Regions from separate parts of the Homo sapiens genome. Here region 2 is linked to region 1. The links are chromatin contacts, found by Hi-C in ENCODE. All regions are on one chromosome and are shown on one strand. Each heading gives the region's core, a stretch centred on a gene start or an enhancer-like site at or near the end of the contact. The rest is flanking DNA. Distances are from core to core; before and after follow the strand shown.

Region 1 (7,379 bases), core at 4,009-6,508:
AGATTGATTAAGAACAAAATAAAACAACACAAATAGTGAACATACAGAATGAAAAGGAGACATAATTATAACCAAAACTAATTAGAAAAGAAAATGAGAGTGCTATCAAAGCATTATACCATTAAAATTACAAATTTAAATGAAATGAGCAATGTCCTAGAAAATATACAGCTTCCTATAACTGAAAAAGAAGAAACAAAACCCTAAATAGTTCTTTAAGTATGAAAGGAAGTTAATCAGTAAAATTTCTTCCTGTAGAGAAAACTCTAAGCCCAAATAGTTTACAGGAATAGTCTACCAAATGTTCAAGTAAAACTCTGTTCCAAACTTACAAACTCCTAGAGATCAGAAACAGGGAATGTTCCAGATTGTTCACTGAGGACTGTGTAATCTTAATTATAAGAGCAAACAAGGAAAATCACATGCCAATCTCCCTTATGAATATAGATCTGTAAGTTCTAATTAAAATATTAGCAGAACTCAATTCAACTGTGTATAAAAAGATAACATGTGTATGTGGGGCAAACTGGAAGACGGTGATGAGGGAAATTTATCCCATGAATGCAGGAGTTGTTCATCATTTTAAAAATTTCTAAAAATGTCATTCATTTATCACATTAAAAGTGAAAACTTTTATGATCATCTTAGTAGGTGCAGACATCTAGTAAAGGTCAGTAACGTTCATGATTAGAAAGAATACTCTTAGCAAATTAAGAATAGAAGAGAATTTTGAACTATTTTAATTTAAAAAACAATATCTACAGAAAACCTGCAGCTTTATTTATAAAACTCACAAGCAATCTGAACAACATATTGCTTTGGCATATATACATATGTGAGATAAAATGGTTTGTTAAGGAAGCAAGAGACTGATAAATACCAAGTGCAGCAGAGTGGTTTATTTATTTATTTATATATTTACATATACTATTATTTTTAAGTGAGTGAGCTTAGGATAGTAAAGACATTCGTGTCGCCTCTCAAAACCTGAGTTAAAAACAACTTGACTGTGAAAAAGAAATATAGATTTTATCCTCAGTGAAAATTCATTTTGTTACTTTCCTTAGCAGTCTAGATGTAAGACTGAGAAAGGAGACCAGTGTGTTAACCCAGGGTCACACATCTTTGACTCCAGTGCAGCAGGTAGATCAGGAATTAAGTGAAGGTGTTGGCAAGAGAGTGGTTAAAACATGGAATTGTGGGATCCCAGATGGATGCAAAAGGAAGTGAATTATTAAGCAGAAGAGGAAAGAGAGCAGCAAGGATAGGAGATCATGATCTGAGAGTAGACTTAAAGCATAAAGACTTGTGAAATGAAGCTACTTATGGCCATTGGATTTATTTGCTGAAGTAAGGGAGACTTGAAGATCTTTTGAGTTAATCAGTCAAAGAATTGTGAGCTGCTGTGATCAATGTTTTCCATGTGGATAATGGTGTCATTCAGAGTGGTGTCAAGAGTCATGGAAAGATACCTTCTCTTCGTGTAAATAAAACATCATAGATCAGTTGGCAGAACTCATAAGTGCCCAAGATAGGGGAACAGACTAAAAAACTGATACAATTTCTTTGGTGTGTCTGAGGACAGGAGTCTTTTGTTACAAAGCCTCCACCCCCACAGCCATGCTGCTTTGCTTTTCTAATCCACTGCTTTGCTCCTGGGAATGATATGTATTAGCCAGCCAGACCATGTACCCTTCCCTTCCTGCTGTCTCCTGTTAATCTATTTAAGTTTTGTAATTTGCACTAATTTGCACATATTAGATTTCTTCCTGGCTTTCTTCAGCCTTCAGCATGCACTAGACAAAGCCATTGAACGAAATATTCTAATATCACATCTCTTCTCTCTTTTGAAGCCTCTCTACAAAATGTAGGCTGATAATATGATCAAAAGTTAATAATCAGAGTTTACGTGATGTTCTTTTTTAGCTTCTTTTAATTTTCCATTTCCCTCAGTGATTAAGACTGTATGTTTGTTTGCCCTCCAACGTCATTTACAGAGGAGTTTTTATCTTTTTTCCTAAGTATTGTCACATCTAACAGATTTCCATAACCTTTGTATTCTTTTAATAATTTGTGTTGTGGTTAACTTTTAGACTGAAAACTGGACAACTTTCCCATTAGAATGTGTCTATGTCCCCCTCAACAGATTGGAGAGATAGCTGCTCCATGCTTCTAGGAAATATCTGCAGCTATCCTGCTGCTATGCAAGATTTTACTGGTGCCGCTGTCATATTGTCAGAACCGTTCCCACTGGTCCTAGAGTGACAGAGTAGTTATTTAACCTAAATCTTATCAAGGAGTGATTAAATCTATATCTGAGCAGACATGGATTTTAGACGGATTTCTACTGAGAACTATCTTGAGTTCAGTGTTGCTCAGTATTTACATTACCACCCTAAAATAAAGGAACCATTCACCTGTCGGTTTTTATGGAAGATGCCACAAAGATATTGCAAGTAATTTGGTGGGAAGATATTAAAACTTCATGTTTTGTAATTCAACCTTGATATTAGAAAGAACAAATAAATCCAGTATAGTCACACTCACCTCAAAGACATATGTAGGCTTTTAAAATTATATTTAAACAATAAATTAGAAATATCAGAATACATAATGATATTTTGTTTCTTCTGCTTATATTTATGTATCAGTAAAGAAGAAAGTTTGCCACAGGTAGACATGATATAGTGAAGAATATAGGAGGAATTACTAGGACTTAGTATTTAGTAAGTACAGAAATTAAAACAAAGTTAAACCTATTTCCATCTGATTTATATTTATGAAAACTTGAGCAAAAAAAAGTTGATATATTTCATTAATGAGCAGTGAAAAAAAGTAATGCTGTTATTGAAGTAGTACTCCTGTTTAAAATCCCCGGAAAGAAAAACTGGACAATGAAGGAATATGAGGATTAGAATGAAATTTAAAAAGGACATAGACAAAGGAACTGAAACCACTTCTTAAGCTTGCCCTTTAAGGAAAACCCAGAATGACTTGAAGGTAGCTTTTTAAATATTATTTTTTTTAATATGCAGTAATTACTTAATGCAAAAAAAATTGAAGAAGACACAAAAAGGCCAAATCATTGTTTTTAATTGACACAGTGAAAAACAAAATGATATTAGTTATTATAATCAATATTATCTTCCCCTCCTCTTCCTCCTCCTCCTCTTCCTCCTCCATCTCCTCCATGATCATCATCATCATGTGGCTTAAACCAGTAATCAGTTTTTTTCTTTCTTATGATTCTCATTGCCTGGGCTCAGCTAAGCAGTTCTCTCTGGCTCCATGTGGAGTTGCCTGGGTCTGCAGTGTCCTGAATGTGACTTACTTTGGGCTGAGACCTCATTTAGGCCTGAGAGCCCGAGCAATTCTGTGCTCTTCAATGTGCTCCATGTGATGTGGGCTTCTCTCAGGGGAGCAACAGACTCCAGAAGAGAGAGTTCAAAAAAAATCAAAAGCTGCCTGGCATCTTATGTCCTAGCCTCAGGAGTCACATAGCATCACTTCTGCTGTATTCTGTGGCTCACAGGAAGTCACAGGGCAAGTCCAGATCCACAAGGAGTAGAAAAAGTCTCCATTTTTTGATGACAAAGTCACACTGCAAAAGAGCATGTGGGATGGGAAATGTTGTTGCAGCCATCTTTGGAAGTAATCTCTGCCACATGTTATTAAAGAAGTTAGAAGAAGCTCACTGTGTGTACATGTGAAAAGATGTCCAAGATACATTTCTATGTGAGAAAAGCTGGGTAAAGAACAGACTGTATAATGTACTAATAATTATCAGTGTTAGGAAGTGTGGGAAAAGAATATATTTGTATTTTTATTTATATATTTTAGAAGTCTCTGAAACACACCCAGGCATAACAGTGGGTACCTGTTGAGGTTGAAAATTTGGTGACTAGGGGACATAGTGAGAGGCTTTTCACTGTAAAATGTTACTACACATTTTAAAAATAATTCGAATCTCCTAAATAAGTAACTTCTGTAGTTAAAAAAGTCAGCTATATGGTTGAACTTTAACTGTAGTTCCATATTAGAATTTGGAATCTCAGCATTTAAAAGAATTTTAGATGTCATTTAGTCCTATCATCTGCATTATTTAAAGTAAGAATCTACATGGTTTATCTGAAATTCAAATTTAACTGGGCATCCTATATTTTTAAAAATTTTATTGAGGTACAATATAAAAAAATAAAAATAAAGTAAGAATCTAGTCTGTTGATTTCCTAAAGTGTGGTCATTGAACTTATCTGTGAAAAATTACCTCTAAGATAGTGACTTCTGTTGCATAACCATTTGAAAACACTCCAACCAAAATTTTTTATTTTTGAGGAACCTATCTTAATTGAATTAACTGAATTGCTGATTAACAAGACACACTATTTAACAGAGGAATTGGTGCAACAGTTTTATGACATCTTTCTATATTTCACATTTTACTGAATCATAATTTAAAATATATTAATTTTATATCTAGCTTTATCTAAAACTTATGTATATTTGAAGTACTGAAATCTGATTATTGAAAAAAATTGGACTGACCAAAGCTATTAAGAATAATATTTCTAAAGGTATTTTTCTTTTTAGATTACTGTGCCATGCTATGAAGGACCATATAGTCCGTGTTGCAAATGAAGCTGAGTTTATTTTGAACAGACAAAGAGCCGAGGATGTACATAAACATGCAGAGTTTGAGGTAAGGTTTTGGGAGTAGACTAAATTCTGCCTTTCTATTATAAGCCAAAAATCACCTATCTGTGACCTTACATAAGAAGGTTTTTTTAAAAGGAAAATTTCACTGAAGGCATTTCTGTTCCTGTTTTTTAAAAGCTTTAGTAAATGTCAAACAGAGTACTAATATATTTTCACCCCATTTACAGCATGAAAACATTCCTTCTGCCCTATATATGCCTAACCATTTGGTAGACTGAAGTTATTCTAACCTACTCAAGAGTAAATGCAAAAAATAATTTATAATGCAACAATTTTAGTTATTTTAAGCTAGCAGAGATTTACACACCAATAGGTAGATATGAGTATATGATACAGTTATATGAATAAACTCATATAAGATTCAAAAAAATCTTTCAATTTCTGTTTTATACATAACAGTTATTTATTATTTCAGTTTATTCCATTTACAAGACAAAATAGGTCCGAGAAATATTTATGTGCCCTGCTGTTTGGCTTAGTTGGACTTGAAAGTAATAAATGACTCACCAATTTATTCTCCTGATACAACAGGCTAACAAGTATGGTGTAGCTAGAAATCAGAGCCCACAATTCTAGTTTTGATGAGGTTTTTATCTCAGTAAAGCAGCTCTGTGAGTCATACAAGTTGATAGACTAGGTCTAGTGATCTCTGACCTAGCTGGCTGAAAAGCATGAGACAGGAAAATAGCCACTATCGCTTTCAAACACATGACCTTTGCTTCATTTGGTCAGAAGAGGCACAAGACAAGCAGCCACTTGTCTTGTGAAATTGCAACAACCGTATTCTGAGAAAGATACCAGATATTTTAAACTTCGATAAAAGTATAGTGATCTTTAAGTGTTTATCAAAGTGAAGTTTCGTATTAGTAAAGATTTGGAATCTCAACTGAATTCCCTGCAGGATCAGTTTTGAGTCTCTTGTATTTCCACTAAGAAAATCAAGATAATTTGTGAGGATATAAGCAGATCAATATTTGTCATGTGAAAACATTTAAAATAGATTTTCAAGTGGCTAGATATTAGTTATGAGCTTTAACATGTTTAACCAAGGTGACATTAAGCCAAGGGCAGTGTTTCTCAACCTTTTTTATTGTTGTTATTGATTCCCTAAGGAGTCCTTTTAGACATTTTGCCTAATTGGCCTCTCATCCCAAAGAAATTTTATAATACCACCCATAGGCTGTGTATCTGTTTTTGTACTTACATACATTTGTGTTTTATGTACTGAAATAACAATATTTTTATCCCCCACCCGACACACACCAATTTTTCACTCTTAGGAATGAGATTACTCTCGTTGTGGGTCATCTTCCCAAGGTGATAAGAGGTTTCCAAGGAAACATGAAGACTTAGTGTTTTTTAGATTTTATAAACATAAAATATAATATTAATGTAAATGTAATTTTGATTATATTGCCAGTGTTATTTGATGATTGTACCTTATTTTTTTAACCTGAAATGTTTATATCTCTCCTTTTTGGGTTAGAGCTATTGATGTGTGTGTGTGTGTGTGTGTGTGTGTGTGTGTGTGTGTGTGTGTAGTTTACACAAAGATATCCCTTTTAAATTGTAAAAGATTTTACAAGTCATGACATTTTGCTAGAACTTTTTGAGGAATTTTTCTATCCCCCATATCAGCCTATAATTAGGAAGAAAAGTATATTTGATTTTAGATGGGTACTTCACAGTTAAGTTTTTTTAGTTAACTACTGTAGTTGTTAAGGAAGAAAAATGAAAATTTAATTTTACTCTCCAATGAGCTAATGAAATATTAACCTCATTACTGAGGCAGATCGTTGTACTAATTGGTGATTCCCTGTACAAAAAGATAAATTGGAAAATGAATTAATCCTTCTTAGATTACTGTAGGGTTATTTCTCCAGAAGAGATTACTTGTGGTAGTAGTGTATATCAATAGATAAATGAGAGGAATATGTTCAAGTACCTTCCATGAAATAGATTTTTGCATAGTAATGATGAATGTGAACTACTTCTATTTATTTTATCAGATGTATGAGACTTTTTTCTTCCTAGTTATATTACTTGTATTACACATTTATTAATGTTAAAAGTTATAGTCACACCACTCTGTATATTTATTGTAGTTTTCTGTATAAAAACTACAATAACAAGAATCAAATTTATAATTAAAGAAATATTTCTCTTTATGTTTACATTAAATATTTTTAATACAAAAAATGATCCATTGATAGCAGTGTTGCTAACAAATGTAAGAATGAATACATGTCAGATAGCTGACATGACAACTGATAATTATGGGAAAAGGAAGGTAAGAATAAGGTAGTAGTTCTCATGAAACCCTTTGAACACATTACATTTTAAGAATATGGAGGGATCATAGAAAAAAATCTTGTCTCAGCTCCTCATTTACAAATATGAAACTGAGTACATTAAAATATATGGAGTTTGCATATTTTGTGAATTAAAATCTAGGTCTACTGAATTCCTAAATGACCACATTTTCTTCTGTATCACATTACCATTCATGAAATGGAAAATATAAATTAAATGACAGATTTTTGATTCATATGTAATTATCAGGAACATACCTCTTATTTTAAGTGAGATATACTATATTGGCTTGATAAACAAGTAGGTTTACATTTATAGTAAATATTTGTGCTTCTAAAATACATGAAAAT
Region 2 (7,379 bases), core at 3,027-5,526, 130 kb after region 1:
CAGCACCCCTGCCCAGCTCATCGCTCCCGTGGTGGTGGCCAAGGGGACTCTCTCCATCACCACGACAGAAATCTACTTCGAGGTAGATGAGGATGATTCTGCCTTCAAGAAGATCGACACGAAAGTGAGTTAAAGCGATTCCATGTACAGTATTGGTGGCTTTGTGGCAGGAAGTGGTTTTCAATTTTGTTTGGTTTTACCTGACAGTGGAGGAGGGGAGCACATTCTCCTCTTTCTCATAGAAAATAAAATGAATGAAATAGCATGTTCTCTTTATGGAATTGAAGAATATATTAATGAATTTAAATCCTGTATTACCAGAGCATGCACATTTTAACAGTCTTTCTATGAGTGCCTTTGTTTGCATTTGGGCAGATTTGGTAGTTAAGCCAATTGCTTCCAAGTCCCTGGGGCCCAGAATCTCAGGCTCTGAGGCTGACTTTGAAAGGTCTTGAGAAATTTCTTATTAAGATCACTTTTAATTTTCAAAACTTTATATTGTAATGTGATTATTGAAAAGTTATAAGGAAACTGGGGGGAGAGCATTTAGATATAAATTAATCTCCATTAGTACACCCATTTTGTCCATCTCCTGAAATAAGAATGGGTTTTATATGTGGATTTAAGAGAAAAGCAACTGATTCTCTGAGCTTTGATTTTAAATATATATGCTAGCACTCAGATGTTTAAATATTGTATTCTTTGGATATAATGCCAGAAAATACAAATTTGGACCATTTAAATGCATATTTATTAAATGTTATTGTGTAGATTTTAAACACCAGAGTATTAGAGTAGCTCTTTCTCAGCATTTTCTGAGATCTGTTCTAATGTTTTAACTTTCATGTTACTGTGCAATTTGCAAACTTCTATTCTGGGGTTAAGAATTCAACAGCATGAAGTGTCATGCTAGAAATTCTAGCATCATTTTGCAAAGATCTTCCTTTATTTTCAGAGGCAGTTATTCTAAAATAGTCAAAGACAAATGCTCCCACAGATCCAGAACTTTATTGTTTTTAATTTAGATATTGAAATAAAATGTTATAAAATAGTATTTGTAGACTAGAGCTGAAATCCAAAAATTTACCATCACCTGAATTAACTAACTTAAGGCCCATAGGTGATCAGCCTTTTCAGCACTTGTTGACTACTAAACTCTTCCAAAGGAGAGCCATGGGACTTCTTTTACTTCTAGCTGCAAATGTAGTTTTTAAAATGAGCTTGAATGCACTGTATTTTATTTTAAAATAACTTAAATTTTGTGTTCATCCTTTTATTAGCTTGCCCTATGAAGTCAAAAAGAAATGTTGAATTTCTAATGAATTTATTCTGCTAATGGAACCCTTATTACATAAAATAAGGTTTGACATAAAATATATTGGTCAGAAAGGATCGTTTTATTAGTTTTCATACATAATTTTCGAAGTTTCATTATGACTTTGTTAAGTTCATTTCCTCTGAATTAGTCAGATTTTTAACTCAGTCATCTCTACTGTCATGATAGACTTTTTTTCTTATATTATCAAAAATGCTACAAGAAGAGCAAGCTTTCAAAGGTAGATTTAAATTGTTTCTGTTGTAGAAAGGAATTGTCTTACAAGTAAGTTAGAGACTGAGAGTAGATTGTTATCTTATGGACCTATACAGAAAGAGCTTTTCTCCAATGTTTTATTTTTAAGGATTTCATTAGCATATTTCTCAAAATATTTAAGATATTCAAGTGGGTTTGATTTTCAAAATGCATCATTACATCTTGTGATAGGAAACAATTTAAAGTGAGACACAACAACTTTTATTTTACTTCATTTATTACCATCTAATTAAATAAAAACCAGCAACAAATTAAAATCTAAATCACAAAAGTAATTATCCAGTGTATTTCAAGTGCATTTTTCAAATATATAATTCAGATATTCAAGCGTTATTATATAAGCTGAATTCAAATTTCTTTGAATATATTTAAATAACATTTCAAGTATATTTATGGAATGTTAGAAATAGAACAAGCAATATTTGAAACAAAATGTAAACTTTTTAAAGTTCAGACACTTTCAAAGACAGATAAAAGTACCAGGAAGAAATCTACCTTTAAATGATATCTTTGTTAGTGGAAAATGTCTGGAAGTATCCAGAATGGCAATTTAAGTTCTGTTCACCAAATCACAAAACACCAACATCCACACTTTCAAAGACAATGTGAGATCACAATATTTGTTACAAATCAAAATATACATTACAGTTTCTTTCAGATGGCATATCCAAATCGTGTTTACTCACAGACAGATGCACCTAAATCACCAGGATTGCTATAATCCTTTGATAGTTAGGCAGAGTGTTCGTCTCGGTCTGGCGTTACAGCTGGGCTGTTTACGGAGTGTTACGGTGTACTTTTCAAGGGAGATAGGAAATCGTGTGGAAAGAAGTCTTCTAATACTAGTGGCTTTGGGTTTTTCTCCATCCGCTTCCCCTACTTTTTCTCCCCTTGTGGGGGTGGGTGAGATGATGTTTAAATATTGTATTATTATTCCTTTTTAAAGGAAGAGATTGTTTGCACTGCGGAGTGGAATATTAGGAATTGAACAGAAGTTTACACTTAATAAGGACTTTGAGAAGGGTAATAATTTCGGCTCTTGATTAAATCATCCTCTAAAGTTTTTCCAAACTTTTCGGGTTGGTCAGGATCTCTCTTGCCAGTCGCCACGTTTGTTTGGCAGCGTTTTCCAGAGCTGAGTGAGGTTTGCCTTGAAACAGATCTAAGTTCGGTAGAAAGTAGTGGGGACACCGCCGGCACTGCAGGCAGGAGATAAGTTGCAGCAAAATCCCGTTCAGCCGATCACCCAGGCAAGACTCGTCCCAGTCCGACTCTCGGGGATGCTTTTCACACTCGTAGGAAACCAGAGTCTTCATATGGTAATTGTTCAAGGGCTGGCCCGGCAGTTCAAGGTGACGATCCCTTAAGGTTTTGAGGATGGAGAGGCACTTCTTTCTGCAGCCCCCCATCTGCAGTCTGTTCTCTGCCTCCGCGAACTGCAGCACCCAGGCGTCGCTCTCCGCCGAGCTCTGCTTGCCGGCCAAGGAGTGGCACTCCTTGGACAAGAGATTGAAACCTTCCGCCTTGACCTCCGCCACCCGGTTGGGTCCCGGCCAGGGGATGTGGGGAAGTGGCCAGTGGGCAGCACTCCTCGGCCAGATCCCGGTGCATTTAAAGGCCGGCGTGATCTGCACCACGTACCTATCTCGGATTCTCAGTTTCACTTCGCTGGTGTCTGCCACCATCTTTACCACATCCCGGTAGCTACATTTGTCTACCGCTTGAGCCACCAGCGTCTGAAACCTGGACCGGATTTTGCGCGCCGAGAGGTAGCCGGAGGCGGTAATGAATTCCACCCAGAGGGACATGCTCCTCTTGCGCCCGTCGCTCAACTTCAGCACCGCGCAGCCGGGCAGTGAGCCATCGTCCACGAAGTTGAACACCCCCATTTGGTTGAGATAAAGCACCACTTCAAATTCGGTGGGGGAGATGACCTCGAGGCCCTCGTAGCGATTGTCCATCTCGTTGAGAGAGCTGATGAACCGCGGCTCCTGCACTTCCACTTCCTTCAGTACGTCGGAAACTACTTTGCAGACTTCCCGGATAGTTTTGGCAATGGCAGCTTTCCTGGCTTGGCATTTTTCGTTGTAGTATTTATTCAGATGGTAGACCAGCTTGGCCTGGGCCGCAATCATGTTGGGGCAGAGATCCGGATTGTACACCGGAGTCTCGCAGTAAGCTGTGGGATCCAATGCGGCTGCTAGAGCTGGAGCCAACTTCGGTGGAGAAACGGGCCGCAACACTCAGAAATGGATCAAAAATGCCTTTCGGAAGTGCTGCAGCGTTGGTTTCCCTGCTGCTGCTGCTGCTGCTGCTGCTGCTGCTGCTGCTGCTGCTGCTGCTGCTGCTGCTTTTCCCTTCCTTTTATCTTTGAGCCCAGCCGTTCTTAAAGTGAAAGACTGTCCTCCCCCCTCTGCTTGTCTCTCTTCCTCTTTTAAAGAATCCTTGTGTGAGAGAACCGCATGGAGAGATCACCTTCTCAGGAATAAAAAACAAAAGTTGCGCTGAGACCCAGCAAAGCTCTTCCAGTAGTCAAAATAAGCACCCCTTTCCGTATTTATTTGCGCTTTCCCGTAATCATTGTGTGTGCAGCACTGTTAATCAAATGGAGGAAAAGTGTGCTGAGTGTGTGTCCGGGGTGAGTGTGCGTGTGTATATGTCAGAAGAAGCTGCTGTTGGTTTGTCTAAGAGCCCAGATGCACTCGTGTGGAAATTATAAAGGCAGGGCCAGGCAGGCGGGCGGCCAATCGCCACTGGGCTCGTCACGACAGCCTCCTTCAGCTCCAACCCGGCTAATTAATCCCCACTCATGGATATAGGCACACAAACTAAAGGTAGGAGGCTGCTGCCGGCGGAAAACCACTCAGGCCACCTAGACAGTTTGGAAATCAAGAGGAATCTCTCAGCTTTGGTATTACTTGAAGCATATTGACGTTTTGAAAAGACTTGGCAAAGCGGCTCTCTTCTGTGCCGAAAACCTGCTTGTCTTTTACCGCTGAAATGCAAATACAGGTGTATTAATGGGCATCCATCAATTAGTGATCTTGACGGGGTTTTCTAAAACAAAATCACTAACTTGCATTTAGAGTAAGATAATTAACGTCTGTTAATCCTTGGGGTCTTCTTAAATGCAGGTTGAAAGTTTGTTCTTTCATGCAGACTACTGGCATATGGAAGTTGGCTTTAGATGGAGGAGTACCTGTGTAATTTTCTCATTCTGGATGTTCCTATATGTTAAAATGATTTTTTGAAACGTTATGGAGGTAGTATGCTCTTTTTTTACTTATGTTTTTTTCTTTTCTCCATTTGTTGAATCTGAAAATTATTGCTGAGTGTGTGAGATGTTCTACCCCTGTTTAAGTTAGGATATTTAAAAAATATTTCGTACATCCCTCTGCCCCAGCAGATGCAGTCTTTGCACTTTGGTGGACTTGCCCAGCATTACAAGCAGGACACAACGCTATATATGCACTTATAGAAACATTTGAAAAATAAATTGTCTGTGGGATGGACAGAGTACTTTAGCGTTATTTCATAGTGACCTGTATTTTAGTACATAAAATTCAGGTGAGATCATAGAGATCAAGCTTCCTCACAGATAACTATCCCGAAAAATTGAAGGTTTGGGGTATCTGGCTTGTTTACAGATGTATAATTAAGGATATATCTCCTGTCTTAAGTGTCCTTAAGTGGTGACCTGGCAGTAGACTTCTAATTTTATACTATTTCGTGTGATTTAATTAAGGGAAAATGGTTAACATTTGCAAAGAAAATTAACTTGCAGTTATCTGGGGGGTTTTTTGGATTTAAACATCATTTTGAAAACAAAAATGAAATAAATCATTTCATTTCTGAATTTTGGAACCTGGAAACAGGAGGAGGAATTTTTTTTTCTAGTTGGTGGTCCAGTTGTGTCCTCAAAGTACAGGAAACTAAAGAAATACTACTTAGTGGTTACGTTGTGGTTTTTAAAACTAGGTGGATTTTTTTAATTGTCTACCTTTAATTTAGATGCCACGTCTTTCCAATTAAGAATATTTCCCGTCAAATCCTATAACTCCCGGTAACATGTTTGTAGACACTTTCAGAGTCACTTTTAACAAGATATTCTTCAGGGCTCCCACTTGCTACTTAAGCTTTTGATTTTTGTTTGTGTGTTTTGTTTTGCACAGGCACAGCATCACAAAACCACCTATTATTTAATTTCTCCTTATCCAACAGTGATAGATTCCAATTTAGCTGAAAATAGTATACATTGGGGTGCGTGGCACCCAGCTACTCTATTTCCCAAGAACCTTCCATCCCCTTAAGAGCAGGGTCTGGGAACACCCAAAAAACCCCTCCCCACTTTGCCGTCATCGCGGGTGAATGCACCACTACCTTTTGGCAGTTGGAGGGGAGACCCATCAGAGCCGGAGAACCTGCAGCCACGACGGCGAGGATGTGCAGTGGTCTCTGGGGAAACGCCGCCTTCTGCCCTCACCCGGCGCGTGTGGCCCTGTGCCGTCCGCTCGCCGCCTCTCTCTCGCTGCTCCGCATTCCCGTGCCCTCTTACTTTCCTCTCTGGGCTCAAGATCGCTACGCTTTATTTCTGCGTGAGCTTATTTGAAAACCTTACTTGGTGTCCCGGCTTACTCTCCACGTCTGCTCCAGACCACGGTCTGCCCACGCACCCCTCAGCCTGCACCGCCCACGTCCGGCCCAGGTGTGGTCGCAGCCAAGCCCCAGCCGCGGGCCCCTGCGCCCTGCGCTCTCTCCCTTGGGTTCAGGCCAGAGATGCTTGCCCCAAGACCTCGCCCCTTGCCTTCTTGGGCCACCTGCAGAACACCCTTGGTTGTCAAGGACGTGAGACAGCCGAGGACGGGGAGGCCCCAGGGCTGTTCGGGGGACCTTAAGTGGGTCCAACGGGAAGGACGCGGGCCTGCGAGGGATGCCGGTCGGGCCTGGCTGGAGCCAGGCGCGCAGGTGGCGCATCTTCGGGGCTCACTGTGCAGCTTAATTGGGTTAAAGCGAAGCTAAACACCGAAGCACTTTGTGCAAACTAATTGGTGCAACCAGCGCCTTTTCACTAACGATTTGCACTTTGAGAAAGAAAAATGGATGGTGAGAAAAGGTATACTAGGAAACTCATTAGATCTAGAGTGTTCAGGAAAGTGAAGTCATTTAGTTTAAAGGACGCCAGGACTGTGTTTTCTAAGCTGCTTCCTTAAGCACCCCTCACACAAGGAGCTGAAGGTGATTTACATAACATAGGATTCACCGGTCCGCGATTATCACTGTGGGTGAACTGGGCGCCCTGGAATGAATAATACTCTAGTGCAAGTACTGCTTGTTGCTGCAACACAGTGATTTTCTATTACACTGAACACGTGAAATGAATTGCCTTCTGTAGCTGAATCCTTTCAGTGATCGTAGACGCCCCTCATTGTTGAAGCGAGAATTAAGCTATTCGGAGAAGCGTGTTTTCCATCCCCGAAATTTTTTTATGGAAATGACCTATAGAGAGGGATTGCAAATAACAGTACATTTTTGTGCAGTTCAGCCGATTTTAATCTAGGCTTGGGGGATATATTTATTTTATGGGAGTAATATATTTAACTATTTTTCAGTGAATTTTAAAAAAATATCATTTGACCTATTAAACTAGTTATGTCAAATGATTATGTAGTACATAGAGATGGCTTAATATACATTTATGTATTAATGTGAAAAGTTTTTTTAAAAAACTCCAGTTATACCAGTCTTGCAATATTTTTTGTTGTAAATATACTCAGTGCTACTAGAATAA

What was found. A loop is a pair of places that touch in the nucleus more often than their neighbours do.
Region 2: a loop to region 1 is called in a map of Right ventricle myocardium inferior, with 1.9 times the contacts of the local background. The contact joins the promoter of MAB21L1 here to the enhancer-like site in region 1. A Hi-C loop is called at or near these places in 1 of 168 maps with a recorded cell type or tissue (Right ventricle myocardium inferior).

Annotation. Positions count from the first base shown.
Region 1 is chr13:35,344,518-35,351,896 of GRCh38, forward strand. It overlaps NBEA (neurobeachin), which reads left to right. Exons shown (of 59, transcript NM_001385012.1): 37 at 4,591-4,699. Among named protein-coding and RNA genes, the nearest start is that of MAB21L1, 130 kb to the right of the region's middle. RefSeq lists an enhancer at 5,155-5,449. Within about 2 kb of position 5,259, at least 3 of the 41 ENCODE cell types and tissues checked have a DNase peak (open chromatin) inside an H3K27ac peak, as active enhancers do.
Region 2 is chr13:35,472,413-35,479,791 of GRCh38, forward strand. It overlaps MAB21L1 (mab-21 like 1), which reads right to left and starts at 4,277. Exons shown (of 1, transcript NM_005584.5): 1 at 1,377-4,277. The coding sequence starts at 3,726. The coding sequence ends at 2,647. NBEA (neurobeachin) reads left to right here. Exons shown (of 59, transcript NM_001385012.1): 41 at 1-124. RefSeq lists enhancers at 2,853-3,849, 6,363-7,159.